Linked DNA regions of Homo sapiens: region 2 is linked to region 1. A link is an interaction called in ENCODE POLR2A ChIA-PET data of the cell type or tissue named here. Cell type or tissue: CD4-positive, alpha-beta T cell. All regions are shown on one strand.

The links. ChIA-PET counts read pairs that join two places held together with the same protein. Peaks named below come from ENCODE experiments on the same cell type or tissue, not always from the same donor. Only the 100,000 strongest peaks of a DNase experiment are listed, where the experiment ranks them.
Region 2: POLR2A ChIA-PET joins it to region 1 with 18 read pairs; 26 of 35 experiments call an interaction of 5 or more read pairs at or near these places.

The regions. Positions count from the first base shown.
Region 1 is chr1:179,813,934-179,816,433 of GRCh38, reverse strand. FAM163A (family with sequence similarity 163 member A) reads right to left here. Exons shown (of 5, transcript NM_173509.3): 5 at 236-2,500. The coding sequence ends at 2,245. It overlaps LOC105371634 (a long non-coding RNA gene), which reads left to right. Exons shown (of 5, transcript XR_007066756.1): 4 at 1-1,535; 5 at 1,840-2,139. Among named protein-coding and RNA genes, the nearest start is that of MIR12116, 11 kb to the right of the region's middle. In CD4-positive, alpha-beta T cell, CTCF peaks have their summits at 1,305 and 1,505 (motif pointing right); a DNase peak (open chromatin) is centred at 1,443; H3K4me3 peaks cover 1,501 bases; H3K27ac peaks cover 253 bases.
Region 2 is chr1:179,705,593-179,708,092 of GRCh38, reverse strand. The region is part of intron 2 of LOC105371635 (a long non-coding RNA gene); the gene reads left to right. Among named protein-coding and RNA genes, the nearest start is that of FAM163A, 36 kb to the left of the region's middle. In CD4-positive, alpha-beta T cell, a CTCF peak has its summit at 1,559; a DNase peak (open chromatin) is centred at 1,552.

The DNA.
Region 1 (2,500 bases):
TGGGGAACGCTGCCAGGCCCAGCAGCTCATCAGGAGCTTGCACTTGGCCCAGTTAGGGCTGGCCGTGGGACGGGCTTGTTGAAGCTGCTGCCGCCATAAGCTGCCCCTCTGCACCAGGAGACAGATCCCATTACCCCACCTACAGCTGCTTCCTGGTACAAGAGAAGAGTTACCATTTGAAATGACTCCACAGGAGAGTCTGACAAACATGTTTGCTTTTCACTGACAATTAAAATTGTTTTGCTGCTAATCTTGTTTTATTGTGGTCTTTCATCCATCAGCAAGCATCCCTGCACGCAAGATCAGAGTTGGGTAAATACATCCAGACCCTGCCAGGATTAGGGCAAGAGGGAGTGCTCTGGGCCGGCAGATCTTTTTCGGAAATTCTCACTTCTTGGAGCACTAAAGGGTTGTTAGTCTATCTGGGCAAGCCTCGTTTCCCTGGAGAAAATGGAGTCTCAGAGATTAGTGACTGGTCCTAGAGCTAATGAGTGACCAAAGTGTGACCAGAGCCCAGGTCTGCTTCTCAACCCAGGGCACTTTGATTCCAGATTGAGATGTAAGGTGACAGGTGCCTTAATAGTGGCGCAAAAGATGTGCATTCCCCTCTTCCTCCCTCCCCGCTCCCTGCTCCCCCAGCGGCACCCTGACCTTCCTCAAATGCAGAATCAAGATTTCAGCAGGGGGGCCAGCCCTTTCCCTGCCCCACCCTCCTCGAATTCAGTGACTCAGGAGTGGGAAGGGGGTTAGCTATGCCCTTAGAAGGGGGCCAGCTTCTGCAGAGGCCACTGGAAAACTCATCAGGATTCTCACTCACAAAGCCACTGCCACATTCTAAGTAGGAAGTCGGAGTTGGAAATGAGGCTGGTGTGAGACACAATAAATGGCTCATCGCCAGGAAACTGGGGAGTAGGGCGGCCAAGGGAGGGCGGCGAGCGTGGAATCCCAAGGCTAAGTCACGTCCCTCCCATCCTCAGGACTGGGCTGTTGCTCTGGTGAGATGAATGAAGATCCTGCTCCACGGCGTCACAGGTGGATGCTTACATAGAATGCCGGGCTCTGGGGGACTTGACGTGGTTTCAGCCGCTGCAGCATCGCCCCACAGAGATTCTGTGCTCTTCCTGTTCACCAGCCCGCTGTCTGCCATGGGGATTGGTCACGTGTTAACCACCTTTCGTTCAAGCTGTTTCGGGATCAGACTTTTCCTTCTCTGGTACATGGGAGACCTTTCCTCTCTGCAGCTCCTGAATGTACAAAGCCCCTGGTGCCTACCCGTGGTTACTGTGTGTGTGTGTGTGTGTGTGTGTGTGTGTGTGTGTCTGTGCGCGCGCGCGCGCGTGCGTACACCTGGGAACGGTTATGCACACCCTCACAGGACTGCATCCACACAAGCTACTCGGCGTGGTGGGCTGGGCCGAGAGACAGTCAGCTGGTCTCTTTGCTAAGCTACCAGAAGTCGGCTAACAAAATGAAAAAACTTCTCCAGCAGGGGGCGCTGGTTCCTAAGTCAGAGAAAGGATTTCGGGGAACACAAGGTTAGACACTTTCTGGTGCAGTCCCCACAAGCCACCTTAGGCTTTAAAGTCAACTTGACACGTCCCACGAGGAAGGGGGCAGGTGAGATGTGATACGTTCAGGAATCAACGACCCTACGGGAGCAGCTACAGTGACAGCAGTAGCTATGGTAACCAACGTACAAAGCTGGGCTGTGAACTAGCTGTTGGAGTCGTTTCAGCAAGCGCGTCCTGAAGCAGTGCCGTTGACGCCCCGCCCCTCGCTTCTCCAATGCTGGAATTGTAGCTCTCACTTCTCTCCTTGCCCTCTGTCCCCTTTTCCTAGGCACGGATGCTTCATCTCCCGAGGACCCGGGAGGCCTCCTGAGCCTTTGCTGAGCTTTCCCTGGTGCTCCTTTTTGCAGTCCAGCGAATCCAGGGGACTGGGGCACACTGCAAGGGGTTGTGGTGGTGCTGGGGCTGCCAGAGGAGTGTCCCAACCAAGAAACTGGCGAAGCTGCAGACTCGACCTAGCAGTCCCCCACCTCTGGCCCACAGAGTTGGAGCCAGGCCCTGTCTTGGTTCTCAATGCACTCAAAAGCTTAAATCCTAGTAAACCCTCCACTGCGGAGCGAGAAAAGCCAAAGAAACAGAAACAACCCATGTGGGGCTGTTGGAGGGTCATTCATCACCCCCATGGCCCCCGCCAGGGCAGCAGTGTGGGTGTGTGTGCGGGTCGGGGTGGAAGGATTTACACGTCTGTACTAATAGCCCTTGGATTGGTGAAGGCCTCACGCCCAGAGCCTGGCCAGGTCACCGGGTAACTCTGGGGTGCTGCCAATTTGAGGGATGGGGGTCCCCCCTCTTTGTAGTATGTGGGAGCAAAGGAGAGCCTCTCGCCTCCACCCCCATTGGGCACCATGTCAGCCGTCCGTATGTAAAAGGGGGAGCTGTATGGGGAGCAGGTAGTGCAGTGGCTCGCGGCCACCCCACAGGGCTGGCTGCAG
Region 2 (2,500 bases), 110 kb after region 1:
TAACAAGGATGCTGTAAATATTAAATATGTAAAAGTTTTGGCATATAATGAGCATTTAGTAATTGGATATTAAGATTATTGTAATACAATATTAATTTCTGACATGATGTTGGCAAAATGCATTTCTGTGCCTTGATTTCCTTATCTGTAAAATGGGAGTAATAACACCACCTACCCCATGGTGCTGTTGCAAGGATTACATGATGTAATCTATATAAAAGCACACAGAATAAACAGCTTGTGGCACATATGAACTCCATAAAACTCTTATTATCCGATCAGTTCTCTTGTGAATGCTGGTCTATCTTCTTTGTAAACGTTTTGCTTCCTAGAAGCCAACAGAGGTGTAGAACTTATCAAACTACTCCCTTGTCTTATATACTATCCTTGTGTTAATGTGATTTAAACTTTAGTTGGCAGCAGCCTCTGCTGTTTTGCAATTTGTAAAGTCCTCTGTAAGTGATGGTTATTAGAGCTGACTCCTGATGTGAGTTAAAACCAGGCTCTGACCACAGAATTTGCTTGTCTTCATTTGAGAGTGAAGTCACAAGGGTTAATCAGTTTTCCATCTCACCGAGAATCTGGTGAGCAAATAGTCATATTACAGGATGCAGAATTCCTACAGGCATTCTTGTTTTTGTTTTTTGAGATGGAGTTTCACTCTTGTTGCCCATGCTGGAGTGCAATGGCGCGATCTCGGCTCACCACAACCTCTGCCTCCCAGGTTGAAGTGGTTCTCCTGCCTCAGCCTCCCGAGTACCTGGGATTACAGGCATGCACCTCCACACCTGGCTAATTTTGTATTTTTAGTAGAGATGGGGTTTCTCCAGGTTGGTCAGGCTGGTCTTGAACTCCCAACCTCAGGTGATCTGCCCACCTCGGCCTCCCAAAATGCTGGGATTACAGGCATGAGCCACTGCGCCCGGCCTCCTGCAGGCATTCTTAATCATTTTTGAGAATCTGAGCAAGCCAAGAACCTTCCCCCAGAAAGGCAGACAAACACAAAACTTAATGCCCTGGAATTAAAAAAATCATTTTAAAGACTAAAAAATGTGCCAAAATTGTAAAAATTTTCTATTTTTTCCTATAGCAGTAATTTATAAAGGAGGTGAAAACACATCTGCATGGAAAGGCCAAAATAAAGATGGCAAAGTGATTTTTTTTTCTTAAAACTTTTTCAATGCAGCAAGATAGAATCAGTACTTGTAGCTTCTGAAAGAGATTAGGGGTTGTTGGTGTTTCCCCACCACCTTCAAAGAATAGATAACTATACAGTATTAAAGTTTAAGTTCTGTAAAAAGGGAGTGCTCTGTGGCCATTTCCTGGAGGGTAAAATTAGAAAGGGAAATTTTAATCTGTGGGAAGATCACACATTAAGAACCTATTTCCAATGAATTCATGTTCTAGGTCACTTAACTTGTTTTTTTTTTTCTTCCAAGTAAAAAGAGGGGTTGGATGAAGTTAGCTCTTAGCTCCATTTTTAACTCTAAAACCTGCGATGAAACACACAAGGGAAGGATTTTTAGCAGCTGGCCTGGCAACAGAACTCCTGTCCTAGAGCGCCACCTAGCAGCAAGGAAAAAGCAAAACCCTCTAAAGAATAATTAATTTGACTTTAGAACAAAACAATTTTTTAAAAATCCAGCTTTGGTGAAGTAGTCCCCTCACCAAGTCTACTCTGAGGAGTAATTCAGGTAGAGAAATCCTGGGCTTATCATCTCCAAGTTGAAAACTCGAATGAGGTTTTCACACACTACTTTGCCCTGGCTCTCCGTTTTAGCAGCTGCTGCTGAAAGCTCAGCTATCCGGGCAGTATTACCAACTAACCCTCGGCCAATGCCCTTATGACACCAAACACTCCTTATGACACCCTGACACTCCTAAAGACTCATTTCAAAGACAACAGCAAATTCAGTTTTGTTAAGATTTCACAAAGGTTCCAATGATATCAGTTTATCTTGCCCAATCAATGTCATGGCATGAACAAACAAAAGAAGAGTTGCCACCGGCTTCACTGTTGGGAAGGTTGTTTCGACTCTCCCCACGTTGCCATCCGTTTGGCCAGTATTGTGAGAGGGGAAAAAAGCCATCACAATTCAAGTATTGTTCATGATATGGCCCACATTACATTTTTTACAATATTTGGTAGGAAAATACCACTATGGGAGATAAAAGAATATAGAACTTACATAGTGGATAATCAAATTCAGATGAGTTACAGTAACCTATTGCTACTCTATTTCACTTATTAAAAATAAAATTACTTTCTAACATAGGAGTTCTCAGCTTCTTATGCCCATGCTCGCATGTCTGAGGGATAAAACCCTTGGATATGTCACAGTGGCTGTCACTTTCATTTGGGAAGAAAGAATTGCAATTCATGGCATACAGGGCGGTCTTTGGTATGTCTGAAGAACAAAGAGAAGGTTGGGGGTTTTATAAAAAAGAGAAATGTGGCCAGGTGCAGTGGCTCACGCCTGTAATCCCAGCACTTTGGGAG